Linked DNA regions of Homo sapiens: region 1 is linked to region 2. The links are chromatin loops, found by intact Hi-C in ENCODE. Cell type or tissue: CD14-positive monocyte. All regions are shown on one strand. Links, peaks and the distances in the headings refer to the core of each region. The heading gives the core; the rest is flanking DNA.

Region 1 (8,814 bases), core at 216-8,215, 48 kb after region 2:
GTTTTCCAGTTTCCAAAATTCTATTGTTGTTTCCTTTTTTGTTTTCTATTTCCTTGAGAGTCAGTTCCTTAACAACAACAATGTAACTGTTTTTAATGGAATTTCAGGAAGGAGCCAATGTGAAGTGTGCATTCAACACTCTATCTTTGGCTGGAAGTCTACATGAGGAGACTTTTCCTTCATTTGTATCTCTCTGAACTTTAGTAGATTTCTTGGCCAGGACTTCCCATTGGCCAATGAATTATAACAACAGTGGTGAACTTTAGTTGTATGGGATAGAAGGATAGGGAAAGCCCGTAAGTAGGAACTAGGAGACTTTTTTCTAGTCTTGGCTTGTGTGACCTTGAGTAAGCCATTTAACTTTTCTGAACTTCAGTTTCTTGAGGGAGATAGATGGTGACTAAGATTCCTTTCAACTTAAATGGTGTGATTCTGTATAAGAGTAGTAATCACACATATGTCAGATAAGGTGTTTTTTTTTTGTTTTGTTTTTTTTGTTTTTTTGAGACAGAGTCTTGCCCTGTCACTCAGACTGTAGCACAATGGCGTGATCTTTGCTCACTGCAGCTTCTGCCTCCCCGGTTCAAACGATTCTCCTGCCTCAGCCTCCCAAGTAGCTGGGACTACAGGCACCCGCCACCTCACCCAGCTAGTTTTTGTATTTTTAATAGAGATGGAGTTTCACCATTTCCACCAGGCTGGTCTTGAACCCCTGACCTCAAGTGATCCTCCTGCCTTGGTCTCCCAAAGTGCTAGGATTACAGGCATGAGCCACCGCACATGGACAGATAAGGTGATTTTTTTTCCCCAGGACATTCAACATGAATGTTTTTTCTGCCCCTGATGTTGAGACCTTTTGCTTCTAGAACTGCATATAAGTCCTGCCCCATTTATCCTTTGGGCCTTCCAAAAGTCTGCCTTCCATTTGTTTACAATGGTATTGCTCACTGTGTTGGGAACTACATGTCTACACATGGCCCGTTTATGAGAGCATCGCTTGCTCTTCCCTGGTATCCATTCTTTGTTGTTTTTTTTTCAGACGGAGTCTTGCTCTGTCGCCCAGGCTGGAGTGCAGTGGTGCGATCTTGGCTCACTGCAAGCTCTGCCTCCTGGGTTCATGCCATTCTCCTGCCTCAGCTTCCCGAGTAGCTGGGACTACAGGCCCCCGCCACCACGCCTGGCTAATTTTTTGTATTTTTTAGTAGAGACGGGGTTTCACCGTGTTAGCCAGGATGATCTTGATCTCCTGACCTCGTGATCCGCCTGCGTCGGCCTCCCAAAGTGCTGGGATTACAGGCGTGAGCCACCGTGCCCGGCCTCTGTTCTTATAAGTAGTCATTTTCACCCTTGAAAATGTGTTGCACAAAGATGAAAATATAATTTCCAGAGAAATGGTATTTGCATTCTGACAGTTTCTTAGGAAAGAAGGATGGAGTGCCAAAATTTTAATATGGAATAAGGAAGACCAACTTAGATGCAAAAAGGGCAAGAGCTTTCCTGTGACTCCTTAGCTTAAGTTGGCTGTTGGGTTAATTAGTTCTGTGGTTTAGCTGCTACTGAGAGGCTACTGTAGACACTGGGACTGGGATAAAGAGGTACAAGAGTTCAGTGTCTTCCTTTAAGATAGTGGCTCTCAATTCTATCAGTACATGAAATCATGATGCTCAGGGCTCCTCCCCAGACCAACTGAATAAAAAAACCTGGAAGTGGAGCCTAGACATCTGTATTAAAATGAAATTCCCTAGATTCTAATACACACTTAAGGTTGAGAACCATTCCTTAACAGCTAAGTGAGAATTAAAAATACGTACATTAATTGCTGTAGACATAGCAGAATATGATTAGCTCTATGATGAGTGATAGAAATTATGGCCCAGGAGTTGGAAGGCTTTTAATTAATAGGAGCCATTAGGAGAGACTACATCAAGGAGGGGAATTTTGAGCTGGTATATCTTCACAGGTGGAAAGCAGAGAGTCCACTAGGCCAGGGAATGAATGCTGTGAGGGGAATCTCCGGAGATTTGGAAGACTATTTTGATTGGAGTGTGGTGGAAGTAAAGATGGACTGGTAGGCTGCAGCCAGAATGTGGACAGTCTCTCGTGTCAGACTAAGGAATTTTAGCTTTACTCTGCAGGTCGTGGGGAGGCATTCAGGATTTCTGATGAGTGAAATGGCAATGCTGAATCTTTGAAGATTGATCCAATGGGAGTGATGGATAGGCAGTTTGAATAAAAGCAGGCAAGAACTTGAGGAAATGAAGACCAATTGGGAAGCTACTCTCATGGTCCAGATGTGGGGTCATAATGTTCTGAGCGAGGCAAATAGCCGTGGAATTAAAAATGATAAACATTTGCGTAGTATTTTCATGGTCAGTTCTTGCCCATATCTCATTTAAACCTCACACTGACCTTGTGGTCTTTCCTTCCATACTTTACAAATGAAGGAACTGATGTTCAGAGAGAAGCTGTTGTAAAGGAACCTTATAGAAAATGGAGGGGCCTGATTGGATGATGACCAATCAGTAATAGGAAATTAAAGGGTGCATTGGAGGTGTTGGATTGGGTGTGAAGATGGTAGAATTCCTCAGTGGCTAACCGTGTCCAGTCACCGGCCGTGCTGTCTGAGAGCCACTTCATGCTGTTCATGTGACTCTTCTTGCCTCTGTCCTTTAATATGCAGTTATTTATTTATTATTATTATTATTATTATTATTATTGAGACGGAGTTTCGCTCTCGTTGCCCAGGCTGGAGTGCAATGGTGCGATCTCGGCTCACTGAAACTTCCACCTCCCAGGTTCAAGCGATTCTCCTGCCTCAGCCTCCCGAGTAGCTGGGATTACAGGCACCTGCCACCATGTCCAGCTAATTTTTTGTATTTTTAGTAGAGACGGGGTTTCACCATGTTGGCCAGGCTCGTCTCAAACTCGTGACCTCAGGTGATCCACCTGCCTCGGCCTCCCAAAGTGCTGGGATTACAGGCGTGAGCCACCACGCTCAGCCTATTTATTATTATTTTTGAGACGAAGTCTTGCTCTGTCACCCAGGCTGGAGTGCAGTGGTGCTGTCTGGCTCACTCCACGCTCCACCTCCCAGGTTCAAGTGATTCTCTTGCCTCAGCCTCCTGAGTAGCTGGGATTACAGGCATGCGCCACCATGCCCAGCTAATTTTTGTTATTTTAGTAAAGATGAGGTTTTGCTATGTTGGCCAGGCTGCTCTTGAACTCCTCACCTAAAGTGATCTGCCCAAAGTGCTGGGATAACAGGCGTGAGCCACTGTGCCCAGCCACAGTTACTTCTTTAAAGGCATAGTGGAGGCAAGAGAAGGAGAGGCTGTTGTTAATTCAACTTGTCTCAAATATGAATCTTCAAGCCTTTTTTGAATGTCTTTGGGTTTTCAGATAGTTAAATTGTGTTGAATTTTAAAAGGCTCAGTCTAGGTATGAATAGTCTGGAGTTAAAGGGCTGAGACTTTCTTATCCAGGTGGACTCTGCCCTGAGCAGGTTAACTATGACTGGTAGGTTTCCATTTCTCTTGTGGTGGAGACAGGAGCCATAGGGAAGAGAACTCTGGAGCATGGTAGTGTAGACACCAGAGAACATCCCTGTGGCACTGGTAACTAGGATGCTTCATTGAGATTACATCCTTATCAGAGCTGGAGTATGAATCATATCCACCACCATGCTAATTCATTTTGTTCATGAGTTGGCTGTGTCTGTAAGGTCATCTGTTTTGTGAACCAAGATCCTGAAGCAATTCAAATGCCAGTGTAAATCAGCCACACAGGTGACGAAATGTGCTTTTCCATATGAGATACTTGTTCCCTGCAATCAAATAGTAGGAGTGCACCAGAAAGCTAAGGGTACTAGGAGGTAAAAAGGAATGAATCATCATCATGAAGAACCTTGATTAGATTTTTCTCATGAAATGATGAGATGTGGAGGAGCAGGATGGAAACTGGAAAAGGAGAGGAGATTGAATTTTTGTGCCCCAGGCATTCTCAGTTTGGGCACAGAGATCAATACTCATCTGCTCCAGCAGGGGTGAGGGTGAAGCTGATTTTGGTAATTGGAAATGGCAACATCCATAGAAAATTAAACTGTCACATTTTAACTGTTTCTTTTTTCACTGTAGAATACTGGGATCTTCAGTGGCAGGAGGAGTAATCAGAAGACGGAGATGAATTTTAACACTATTTTGGAGGAGATTCTTATTAAAAGGTCACAGCAGAAAAAGAAGACATCGCCCTTAAACTACAAAGAGAGACTTTTTGTACTTACAAAGTCCATGCTAACCTACTATGAGGGTCGAGCAGAGGTAAGAGACAATCACGATTTACTTTTCTGCTTTCTATGTAGATAACGATTTTATAATATTGCCTGCCTCTCCAATCTTATTGAAAATGCTTTGGGTTAATGAAGTAATGATTTATTATCATTTGGACTTGAAAGATGAATTTCAGAGTATGGATAGAAATTAACAAATCTGTTAATTATAGGTTTATTATAATTAACCTATGAATTAATCTATTAGATTACATTACTTTTAGATCCTCATGGAATTTGTAAGGTGCATTGTACATATGGCTCTCTCCTGTAAACCGCTTATTATGTATCAAAGTCTTCTTTAGCAAATATAAATTGTATCCAAGTCCATTACTTTATATGAATATTTCTTCTTTATTAAGTAGAAGTTACTTAAAACTGGTTGGTGATTTGGTGGACTCAACACGTTATCGAAGTTGACCTAAAGCAGAGTTTTTAAACATTCATTTTTTTAATGATAAACAGCTACTACAAAGTTTCTTCGATGGCAGCAGGGAGAAAGCAGCTCACTAAAAAACCTGGCCGGTGAGCACGTGGCACAGACAAATGTGTGGTTAGCACACTCCTGGCTTGTGGGTGGCTTTAGCTTCTCCTTCCACTGCTAGATGAGGCCTTGAATGTGCAATCACCTCTGGTTCTTTTGCTTCTGACATGTTGGGTGTGGCATTTGCTAGTACTGCCACATACTGCCTTCTCTGCTAGAAATATCCTTGGTTTCCAGGAAATGACCAGGGGCTGGGTTGCCCATGGCTAACCATATGCTGTTATGCAATTGGTTTCAGTGGACTGTTGGTGATCCTGGTTTAGTTTTTTTTTTTTTTTTTTTTGAGACAGTGTCTTGCTCTGTTGCCAGGCTGGAGTGCAGTGATGCGATCTCGGCTCACAGTAACCTCCATCTCCTGGTTCAAGCAATTCTTCTGCCGCAGCTTCCCGAGTAGCTGGGATTTACAGGTGCATGCCACCGCACTCGGCTAATTTTTGGATTTTTAGTAGAGATGGGGTTTCACCATATTGGCCAGGCTGGTCTTGAACCCCTGACCTCAAGTGATCCACCCACCTGGGCCTCCCAAACTGCTAGAATTACAGGCATGAGCCACTGCACCCGGCCCTGGTTTAGTTTTCATTCTGTTTTTTTTCTAGAGTATCTTCCTCAGACGTTGATTTAGTTGTATTTTTTTTCTCCCACTGATTTCTCTGTGATTTGGTTTCCCCCAATTTAGATAGAATGGCATTGTGTTTCATGATGGTCCTCAACTCTTAATTTCTGCTGTGGCTCGTCATTGTGACCTGTGGTATTCTGCAGGTTCATGTAATTTAGGAGCATACTCCTTTATCCTTAAGTCCCCAAAATGCTGAAAACCAAAACCTCAAAACTCTTAGTTACAAAACCTGTGTGTGTGTATGTGTGTGTATCTGTACATGTCTATGTGTGCAGAAATATTAATGTATTTAATTATGTGGAGCTGCCCTAGTCCCTGCTGGGACTATTATGTAACATATGATATATGTGCTATATTTGCTTTGTTAAATCTAAAAAATTTAAAAATCCAGAAGTGTTTTAGACAAGAACTGTTACCAGAAATGTGAATTATTTTGAAACCTAAAACAGATTTTAAAGGAAACATTTACACATTTTTGCTGTATGGTAATAATTTGTTATAATTTGATTTTAATATATAGTTGACTCTTGTCAATGTAGGGTTAGGGACACCAACCCTTGTGCAGTCAAAAATCTGCATATAGCTTTTGACTCCCCCCGCAAACTTAACTACTAATAGCCTACTGTTGACTGGAAGTCTTACTGAGGACATGAACAGTAGGTTACCACATATTTGGTATGTTATATATATATAACATACTGTATTCTTACAATAAAGTAAGCTAGACAAAAGAAAATATTAAGACAATCATAAAAAAGAGAAAATAGATTTACTATTTATTAACGGGAAGTGGATCATCATACAGGTCTTCTTCCTTGCCATCTTCACGTTGAGTAGGCTGAGGAGGAGGAAGAGGAGGGGTTGGTCTTGCTGTCTCAGGGGTGACAGAGGGGGAAGATGTGGAGGAGGTTGAAGGGGAAGCAGGAGAGTGAGGCACACTCAGTGTAACTTTTACTGAGAGAAAAATCCCTCTATCAATGGACCCATGCAGTTCAAGCCCATATTGTTTAAGGGTCAACTGCAGTAAGTCTAAGAAAAGAAGTGAAAGTGGTAAAATGCAATTTTTTTACTAATGAAAAAAGTCTCAGAAACCGACATTGTTTGGTTCGCAGTATGGGCAGTTACTATTGAAATATATTGCAATTGCTAACTCACTTTGAAGAAGATAAACATATTGAGTTTAAAGTACCCCTTTTGGTTTAGCTTAAGGGGAATAAGGACAACAGTGGCATCCCTCTTCCTTCAGAACCTCGCTCACCATCTTGCCTTGGAGCAGCCTCAGCCACCCTGAGAACCAGAAAGGACAGAATGAGGAGGTAGTCACAACACAGAAAAACCCAGCCTCTAACACTTCCTGGCAGAATCCACCTCCTTTCTGGCTGCTGCTGCCTGGGCTAGAGAGCCTAGTCCTGTTACTTAATTCCTGCCTTCACCCCCACTCCTCTGATGAGCTGGGCGTTTTGATCCCTTCTGGTTTCTTCTCTCATGGACCAACATTCACTGGCATACTTGTGACCTATGCCTTGAAATGTGGTCACAGATTTGTTTGCCTCTCATAGTAAAATAATTGTCAGTAGTAAAAAAAAAAGAAAAAAAAAGAAAAAAAAAGAAACTTTGTAAGAATCTGGCTTCTTAAAATAACAAAAGTTCTGACAGTGCTGGGCTGAATTCCCCAACAGCTCTCCCTGGCTTCTAGGCATGGCCAGCAACACCTTGTTGCTATGTTTCTTCCATGTTTGTGCTAATGTGCTCAGTTCACTGTTTGCCGTGGATCAATCTTCTGATTTCCATCTCCCTATCCCTGGAAGCTGTGATTCGGAAAAGAATGTGAGGGCCGGTCGTGGTGGCTCATGCCTGTAATCCTAGCACTTTCGGAAGCTGAGGTGGGTGGATCACTTGAGGTGAGGAGTTTGAGATCAGCCTGGCCAACATGGTGAAACCCCGTCTCTACTAAACATACAAAAAAATTAGCTGGGTGTGGTGGCAGGTGCCTGTAATCCCAGCTACTCAGGAGGCTGAGGCAAGAGAATTGCTTGGAGCCAGGAGGCAGAGGTTGCAGTGAGCTGAGGTTGTACCACGCACTCCAGCCTGGGTAACAGAGCGAGACTCCATCTAAAAAAGGAAAAGAAAAAAAGAAAGAGAAAAAAAGGATGTGACATGAGTAATCTGTGCAAATCAACAGGTTTTTAAAAATAATATTTTGTTAAAAAAATGTGACTCTAGAAGTAAATTAGAACCACAGGGGCCATTCAGAAATAAAATAGCCCTAGAGATATTTATTTTTATTGTTCATAGTTCTCCTGTTTTCAATAGAAAAACAATGAGGAGGCTGTCGATTGATCTAATAACTATGATTTATGGTTTCTTTGTGGCTACCAAGTGCCACTAATACTCGTTAAAACTCTCAGTTCATAATGTTAGACAGAAGACGTCCATCTTCTCCTTATTCTCTGGACAGCTTCTTCAACATGATGACAGCAAGCTTTTCTTGAAATTCTTCCTATTATGTAATAAACCTTTCTGTGCTTGTTGAAATATGCTGAAAAATCCTATTCTAGATAACGAGAAATTCACTCAAACCATTTCCTCAGTCTAATTTTGCAAAACTTGCATTTCAGTTTCCGCTGTGGGTCCTTCTTTAGTTTGTCCTCCTTTCTTTATGGTAGTTAGTTAATTCATGTGTATTTCCACATATTCCAAATGAACTGAAAAAAGATCTTCCTGGAAGTTTATATTATTTGATCCTATTCAGGATAACACAGAGCAAAGGACACTGGAGGTTTCATAAGTGATGTTGCTTTCTAGTCACGGGGCTAAATGACACAGGGGACAGACCACCCAATGTTTCAGTGGAGGCTCCATGGGATAATGAGGTGGGAACCAAGGAAGAGCAGCACTGGAGTTTGATCAGGAAAAAGATCTACAAATAATAGTGAGAGAGAAAATGAGGAATTGATTTCTATAGGTTGAGATGTTGAATTTAAAAAATTGAAGTAGTATGTAAATTTGCAACTATCATTAGCTAAGAAATCAGGAATTTTTAGAATTGGACTTTGGATCTCTTAATTTGGTTGGCTTTTTGTCTGTTGTACTGCCCCAGCATGGAAGCTGGCAAATAACTTACAAAGTTGAAGGAATGGGGAAACTCGTTGTGCCAGGGTTCCCAACTCCACCTGTACATTCAGTGATTCACTATGACAGCTCACAGGACTCAGCATTGAGTCATACTCACAACTAGATTTATTACAGCGAAACGATACAAAACAAAATCAGTAAAGGGAAAAGACACATGGGGCCAGGCATAAGCTTCCAAGAATCTTATCCTAGTAG
Region 2 (8,814 bases), core at 311-8,310:
CTCTGGAAGCTCTGTCCCAGAGGGACACCCACCAGATGCCAGCCAGAGCTTTCCTGTATGAGGTGTCTGTCGACCCCTGCTGGGAGGTGTCTCCCAGTCAGGAGGCTTGGGGGTCAGGAACCTACCTGAGGAGGCAGTCTGTCCCTTAGCAGAGCTCAAGCGCTGTGGTGGGAGATCCACTGCTCTCTTCAGAGCCAGCAGGCAGGAATGTTTAAGTCTGCTGAAGCTGTGCCCACAGCCACACCTTCCTCCAGGTGCTCTGTCCCAGGGAGATGGGTGTTTTATCTATAAGCCCCTGACTGGGGCTGCTGCCTTTCTTTCAGAGATGCCCTGCCCAGAGAGGAGGAATCTAGAGAGTCAGCCTGGCTACAGCGGCTTTGCTGAGCTATAGTGGGCTCTGCCCAGTTTAGACTTCCCGGTGGCTTTGTTTACACTGTGAGGGGAAAACCACCTACTCAAGCCTCAGTAATGGCAGACGCCCCTTCCCCCACCAAGGTCGAGCATCCCAGGTCGACTTCAGACTGCTGTGCTGGCAGCGAGAATTTCAAGCCAGTGGATCTTAGCTTGCTGGGTTCTGTGGGGGTGGGATCCACAGAGCTAGACCACTTGGCTCCCTGGCTTCAGCCCCCTTTCCAGGGGAGTGAACAGTTCTGTCTCGCTGGCATTCCAGATGCCACCAGGGTATGAAAAAACACTCCTGCAACTAGCTTGGTGTCTGCCTAAATGGCCACCCAGATTTGTGCTTGAAACCCTGGGCCCTGGTGTTGTAGGCAACCTAGGGAATCTCCTCGTCTGTGGGTTGTGAAGACTGTGGGAAAAACATAGTATCTGGGCCAGAGTGCACCATACCCCATGGCACAGTCCCTTACGGCTTCCCTTGGCTAGGGGAGGGAGTTCCCCAACTCCTTGTGCTTCTAGATGATGCACCATTCCACCTTGCTTCAGCTCACCCTCTGTGGGCTGCACACACTGTCTAACCAGCCCCAGTGAGATAAGTTGGGTACCTCAGTTGGAAATGCAGAAATCACCCACCTTCTGTGTTGATCTCACTGGGAACTGCAGACCGGAGCTGTTCCTATTCAACCATCTTGCCAGCCACCTATCCTTCCATTTTTGATTTCTGGTTTGATTTCACTGTGATCAGAGGACACAATGTATATGATTTCAGTGATTTTAAATTTGTTGTGGTTTATGACCTAGTATAGGTCTAGCTTGGTATATAATATTCTGTGGATACTTGAAAAGAATGTGTATCCTGCTGTTAGGTGGAGTGTTCCGTAAATGTCAGTCAGATCCTGTTGATTGGTGGTATTGTTGAGTACCCTTGCTAGTTTTCTGTTTACTTGTTCTATCAGTTGTTGAGATGGGGATGCTTTTCAAATTCCACTTTGGTTTATCTATAGTGCTTCTGAGTATATCTCTTTGTGTAGCTTTTTAAATGATTTGTTTTACACTATTAAAACTTTCTTTTTTTTTTTTTTTGAGATGGAGTCTCACTCTGTCTCCAAGGCTAGAGTGCAGTGGCATGATCTTGGCTCATTGCAACCTCTGTCTCCCAGGTTCAAGTGATTTTTCTGCCTCAGCCTCCTGAGTAGCTGGGATTACAGGCGTGTGCCACTACACCTGGCTATTTTTTTGTATTTTTGTAGAGACAGAGCTTTGCCATGTTGGCCAGGCTGGTCTCAAACTCCTGACCTCAGGTGATCCACCCACCTCGGCCTCCCAAAATGCTGGGATTACAGGCATGATCCACTGTGCCCGGCCACACTATTAAAACTTCTACTGGTGTTATCATTTTTCCATCTGAGGGAAATATGGAAATTTTAGCTCCCTATAAAAGAGCTAAGGCCGGGCGCGGTGGCTCACGCCTGTAATCCCAGCACTTTGGGAGGCCGAGGCGGGCGGATCACGAGGTCAGGAGATCGAGACCATCCCGGCTAAAACGGTGAAACCCCGTCTCTACTAAAAATACAAAAAATTAGCCGGGCGTAGTGGCGGGCGCCTGTATTCCCAGCTACTTGGGAGACTGAGGCAGGAGAATGGTGTGAACCCGGGAGGCGGAGCTTGCAGTGAGCCGAGATCCCGCCACCGCACTCCAGCCTCTGGGTGACAGAGCGAGACTCCGTCTCAAAAAAAAAAAAAAAAAAAAAAAAAAAAGAGCTAAAATTTACCCTCCTCCATTTATAAATATCCTAAATATTTTCTTTGCATACTTTTAGAACCTCTCAGTGTTAAAATTTATTTTTTTAAATTATTATTATTATTATTATTTTGTAGAAATGGGGTCTCACTATGTTCTCCAGGCTGGTCTTGAACTGCTGGGCTCAAGTGATCTTCCCACCTTGGCCTCCCAAAATTCTGGGATTACAGGTGTGAGCCATTGTGCCTGGCCTTGGTGTTAAATTTTTGCTTCAATTATCCATTATAATTTACAAAAGGCAGAGGAAAATGAATATTTACTCTATTTATCTGTATTATTGTTTACTGTGTTTTTCCTTCTTTCCTTTCAAGATTCCATCTTTTATTGATTTCTTCCTGTTTAGAGAACCTCCTTTCACCATTCTTTTTGGGTAGATCAGCTAATGATAAGTTGTCTTCATTTTCTTTTATCTGAGAAAGTCTCGAGTTTCTCTTTATTTATTTAGAGACAGAATTTTTGCTTTTGTTGCCCAGGCTGGATTGTAATGGTGTGATCTCAGCTCACTGCAACCTCCACCTCCTGGGTTGAAGAAATTCTCCTGCCTCAGCCTCCCGATTAGCTTGGATTACAGGTGCCCATCACCACGCCCGGCTAATTTTTGTATATTTTACTAGAGATGGGGTTTCACCTTGTTGGTCAGGCTGGTCTCAAACTCCCGACCTCAAGTGATCCACCCAACTTGGCCTCCCAAGGTGCTGGGATTACAGGCATGAGCCACTGTGCCCAGCTGAATTTCCCTTAATTGTTGAGGGATATTTTCACTAGATATAGGATTCTAGGCTGGCTGACAGTTATTTTATTTCAGCATTCAAAAAATTCCCTGCCACTTCCTTCTTGTATTTCCTGATGAGAAATATGCTGTCGTTCAAATTGTTTTTTTCCCTATTGGTAAGGTGTTATGTCTCTCTTGCTGCTTTCAAGATTTTTTCTTTATCTTTAGTGTTAAGAAGTTTGACTATGATGTGTCTCAGTGTGGATTTCTTTGTGTTTATCCGGTGTGAGGGTAACTCAACTTCCTAGTGTATAGGTTTATGTCTTTTGCCAAATATGAAGAGTTTTCAGCCATTATTTCTTTGAGTACTTTTTCCAGCCCTGTCCTCTTCCTCTGAGACTCTGAAGACACAAATGGTAGATCTGTTGTTATAGTCCCATAGGACTATTTTTTTTTAAATCGCTGTTGTTCAGATTAGGTAGCTGCTATTGCTCAATTTTCCAGTTCACTGATTCTTTCCTCTGTACCATCTATTCTGCTGAACAGAGGTTTTTTTGTTTTGTTTTGTTTTGTTTTGTTTTGAGATGGAGTCTCGCTCTGTCACCCAGGCTGGAGTGCAGTGTTGCGATCTCAGCTCACTGCAGCCTCCACCTCCCGGGTTCAAGCGATTCTCCTGCCTCAGCCTCCTGAATAGCTGGGACTACAGGCACGAGCCACCACACCTGGCTAATTTTTGTGTTTTTAGTAGAGATGGGGTTTCACCATGTTGGTCAGGATGGTCTCGATCTCCTGACCTCGTGATCCATCCATCGCAGCCTCCCAAAGTGCTGGGATTATAGGCATGAGCCACCGTGCCCGGCCTGAACAGAGTTTTTAATTGTAGTTATTGTACTTTCACTTACAAAATTTCCATTTGGTCTTTTTTTACTTTCTATTTCTTCACTCAAACTTTCAATTTCTTTGCAGAGACTATTTACTTCATTTGTTTCAAGCATGTTTCTAATTGTTCATTGAAGCAGTTTTATGATGATGATTTAAAATCTTTGCCAGATAATTCTAATATCCCTGTCATCTTGGTGTTGGCATCTACTGATTATCTTTTTCATTCAGTTTGAGATCTCCCTGTTTCTTGGTATAGTGAGTTATTTTCAATTAAAACCAGAAAATTTGGCGTATTCTGTTTTTAGATTCTGGATTTTATTTACGCTTTTTGTTTTAGCTGGCTTCTTCTGACACTGTCTTGGCAGGGGAAGGAGGGCATGCAGGTCATCTCCTCTATCTACAGCCAGGTAGGGGTAAAAATCCAGGTTTCCCACTATTCTTCCATTGACACTTGGGGGTGGGGTGCTCTTGATTACTGCTGGATGCGGTTGGGAGTTCCATCCCAATGAATGGATACAAGAAGTTAGGCCTCCACTGGTACCTCCCTGACTGGGAGGAATAGGAATGTCTTGTTACTATTCTCTGTGTGGCCTTTGGTGAAAACATGGGGTAGGGGTGTGTGTGGTCTCAATAACTGGTTTCGTAATCTTGCTTGAATTTATTTTGAAAACTTATTTTGGCTTTAAGTATGTATAAAATGCTAGACACATAAAGAATAAATAAGTAGCTTTATATTTATATATTTAAGTGAATTAAAATGAAAATGTTTGTTTAAAAGGGCTTCCTACTTGATTCAGGTTTGAGAAATACCCACATGAGTGAATGCATGGCTGCACACTCACATCATGAGTCCCTGGAATTGTTCGTACTTCCCTCCAGGTTCTTCCACCTACACAAAAAGACAGAAGGAGCTGGGCCCCTGACACTATGGAACATCATGCCAGCCTGACCCTGATGCTCTCTATTGAAGGCTCTTGTTAGTTTCCTATTGCTGCTGTAATACATTGCCACAAATTTATTGCCTTACAACAATACAAATGTATTCTCTTACTGTTCTGGGGGTCAGAGTCCAAAATCAGTTTCACTGGGGTGAAATCTAGGTGTCTGGTTTCTTTTGGAGGCTCTAGGAGAGAATCTGTTTTCTTGCCTTCACCAGCTTTTAGAAGCTTTCTGCTTTCTTTGGCTCGTGGTCTCTTCCTTCATCTTCAAAGCCAGCAGTGTAGCATCTTCTAATCTCTCTCTTACTCTGACCTCTACTTATCTCATTATACCCTGCCTTCTCCCTCATATAAGGACCCTTGTAACTACATTGGGCTCACCTAGATAGTGCAGAATAATCTCATTTCAAGATCCTTCACTTCATCCCATCTACAAAGACCGTTTTGCAGCATAAGTTATACTCACAGGTTCTAGGGAATTAAGACATGGACATCACTGGGAGGGCCTTATTCAGCCTACCATAAGGGGGTGCTGTTACTTGCAGCTAAATCAAATTCTGAATGATTGACCTTCCACCAGAATGTAAGCTCCCCTACAACAGGGAGTTTTGTCTGGTTTGTTCACCAATGTTTTCTCAGTCTCCTATCGTAGTGATGGGTGCATTTTCATGGCTGCCACCCTCGCAAAGGAGGTAACTTCAAAAAGATCTGGAGATAGAGCACTCCAGGCAGAGGAAACAGCCTGTTCAAGCCCTCAGGCCAGAGAACTCTTTTTATTTATAGGAATAATACTCAATATATCATTTTATTGTGACAGAACAACTCAGCTTTTATAAACTATCAAACTGTTGAGATAATGGACCCCTTTGAAACTCTCTGTCTCTTTTGCTAAGCACAATCTGGTTTTACTTCTACATCTTCTTTTCTGGCTCTAACATCGAAAAAATTTTCAATTACTATCAAACCAACATAAAAACATTATACAAGAAATATATGTATAAACATCATTCATGATTCAAAGATCATTCCCTTTGGCAGCTTTGAAAGGTTAAAAATGTAAACCCTGGAGTTATACTGTTTTATGTTCACATCTGGGCTTTGCCACTCAATAACTATGATTTTGGGCTATTACTTAGACCTTCTCTGCCTTTGTTTCTTCATCTGTAAAATGAAGATAACAATAGTCCACCTCACACAGCTGTGAGAATTAAATGAATTAATCTAATATGCTTAGAAAGGATGCTGGCACATCCCCTCAATAACTGTTAATCATAATTCTTACTTTTCAGTTTTCCTCCACATAATTTGTATTTAGTTGCAATTACAGGTACTCAAAGCATTGTGTTCTACTTTTAAAAATATAATCTTGTTCATAAGTTTTATTTCCTATCTCTTTTTCATTAACATAGGTAATCTTATTTTATTATTTAATTAATTAATTAACTTATTTAGAGACAGGTTCTTGCTCTGTTGCCCAGGTTGGAGTGCAGTGGCACGATCTCAGCTCACTGCAACCCTGCCCTCCTGGGCTCAAGCAATCCTCCTACCTCAGCCTCCCGAATAGCTGGGACTGCAGGTGAGCACCACCAAGCCTGGCTAATATTTGTATTTTTAGTAGAGATGGAGTTTCGCCATGTTGTCCAGGCTGGTCTTGAACTCCAGAGCTCAAAAGATCCACCCGCCTCAGCCTCCCAAAGTGCTGGGATTATAGGTGTGAGCCACCATGCCTGACCAACATAGGTAATTTTAAATGACAGCTTGACATTCCATACTGTTAATATATTTTACTTAAACATTTCCTTATTATTGGACATTTATTTTATTATTATAATGATCTTATAAATATACTTTGCATATGATGCTTTTTATTTCTTTTGAATTATTTATTTAGCATCTCTTCCCAGAAATATGATTATTGATTCTGTGTCCAATATTTGAAACTCCTTCCTTCTATGCAATAGTTCTAAAGAAGCAACTACTTTCAGCACATGATGGAAGGAGAAGCAGACATATCATAGGATCACAATGAAGTCATCTTCATGTAGGAACAGACTCTCCATGGAAGACTGATAAGGTCTGCATTATCGTCATTGTCATCATCATTTATTCATCAACAAATGTATTAATTATCTATGATGGGCCAGTTTCCTTTTCAGTAGGAAGATGGTTACAAAATAAAACCAGTGACTTGCACAAAAGAATGCAAGAAGCTGGCCGGGCATGCTGGCTCATGCCTGTAATCTCAGCACTTTGGGAGGCTGAGGCGGGCGGATCACAAGGTCAGGAGTTCAAGACCAGCCTGGTCAACATGGTAAAACCCCATCTCTACTAAAAATACAAAAATTAGCCAGGCGTGGTGGCAGGCACCTGTAATCCCAGCTACTCAGGAGGCTGAGGCAGGAGAATTGCTTGAACCCAGGAGGCAGAGGTTTCAGTTAGCCGAGATTGTGCCACTGCACTCCAGCCTGGGCAACAGAACAAGACTCTGTCTCAGAAAAAAAAAAAAAAGGCAAGAAGCTATAAATACAAATATATACACACATATATTTTTGCAAACCTTCCAGGTTGATTCTGCATGTCTTCTTCTGTACCATGTGGAATCTACATGTAAGTTAAAAAGAGGCATTTTCGTCTCTCAAGGAACTGAAATTATGTCAACCTGATACTGATCATCTAAACAAATAAACTTTATGGAAGCCATAGCGATATCTTGTAAGAAGGGAGAGTCTTGTCTCCCAAGAAGTTTATATTAATACCTTTTTCTCTGTATCTTGATTTTCTTAAAATAAAGATGGTTTTACTAATATTGTTTGAGTCTTCTTTTTGGAGGCAGGGGGAGAAATCTTTTTAAGTCAACTACTAGATTCCTTCTTTTGACTAGGGACGAATGTAAAAGTTTGAATTATACAGGCCCAAATGTAGTATTCTGTTTTCACCTAAAAAATAAAAATTAAAGAAAGACTAAATCTTTTTTATTAATCCCACCACATTCTGAGTTCAGTTTTTACACCTTTTCCTTAATGTAGTTGAAGTTCCCTAATGGCCTCTTTTTTTTGTCTGTCTCTCTGTCTCTTTCTCAACACCTTGCTGAAAAAAATTGCCATTGTTCTCTATTATGTGATCTATGGATGGTATACCTGTGGCAATTGCCTACTTAAACTGTATGATTGATAGTGTAACAAATGTCTTATTTAGAAAACTATAACTTTATGAAAATTACCCCAACTATTAAGAATTATGTTGGATCTAGGTGTTTTATTTACAGATCTGTTCTCTTTGGCTTTTCTGAGAGTTAGTAGGGACAATACAGACACTTTTCTCTCTTTTAATTTAAACTTTATGAAGAAATTATGTAAGGGTCTGGGTTTTCTGCCTTTTCAAACTTCATAAACATTGAGATCCTCATTACCATTGTCAAGAATATGAGCTACCATCACCTACCAAGAACAGGCAAGGCGAATTGGAAACTGGTTCTTCTAACCATCATAATATCAGTTAATTCCTTAAGGCAGTAGCTCTTACCTTTTTGGGATCAGTCAATATGATAAAAGTTCTAAGTCCTCTCACTTAAAAATATACGTACATAAGCATTTTTCTTGGGAGAAAATTAACTGTATTACTATAATTATATATCTATAACTCTCTTTCCTGCCCCCCAACACAGTTTTTTTGCATAGAGTTTCAGATGGTTTATGGTCCTGTCCCCTCAAAGTACATCTGTGCTAGGGGAAATTACGTTAACTAGCCAAAACAAGTACCTGAATGGGACAAGAGGCAGGAGAGACTCGGGTAGGGAGGAGAGAGTAGATCATAAAAAAGAAATTTTACTAGATTCATTCAAAGTACTAGTCATTATACTCAAAGTCCTCACTGGAGAGAGGATTTGTAATCAGAAGGCCTTGGTCCAAATCTGTGCCCTCTTCCCATCTCCCCTTTTCCTAGATAGTTGTCTGACTTTTGGAAAGTCATTGAAACCTCTCTGACCCTCAGTTGTTGTTGCTGTTATTGTTTTCCCTGTTAAATCAGGGTTCCCCAACCCGCAGGCTGTGGACCAGTACCGGTCTGAGGTCTGTTAGGAACCT

The links. Hi-C counts contacts between places; a loop is a spot of excess contacts. Peaks named below come from ENCODE experiments on the same cell type or tissue, not always from the same donor. Only the 100,000 strongest peaks of a DNase experiment are listed, where the experiment ranks them.
Region 1: it touches region 2 in a loop (2.0-fold over the local background); 7 of 110 quality-filtered maps call a loop at or near these places.

What each region holds. Positions count from the first base shown.
Region 1 is chr4:48,223,979-48,232,792 of GRCh38, reverse strand. TEC (tec protein tyrosine kinase) reads left to right here. Exons shown (of 18, transcript NM_003215.3): 2 at 4,134-4,316. The coding sequence starts at 4,179. Among named protein-coding and RNA genes, the nearest start is that of TEC, 41 kb to the left of the region's middle. In CD14-positive monocyte, for the core only: no CTCF peak of the experiment used is centred there; DNase peaks (open chromatin) are centred at 4,992 and 6,352; H3K4me3 peaks cover 1,207 bases; H3K27ac peaks cover 3,414 bases.
Region 2 is chr4:48,271,899-48,280,712 of GRCh38, reverse strand. The region is part of intron 1 of LOC105374445 (a long non-coding RNA gene); the gene reads right to left. Among named protein-coding and RNA genes, the nearest start is that of TEC, 6.5 kb to the right of the region's middle. In CD14-positive monocyte, for the core only: CTCF peaks have their summits at 5,027 and 5,232 (motif pointing right); a DNase peak (open chromatin) is centred at 5,262.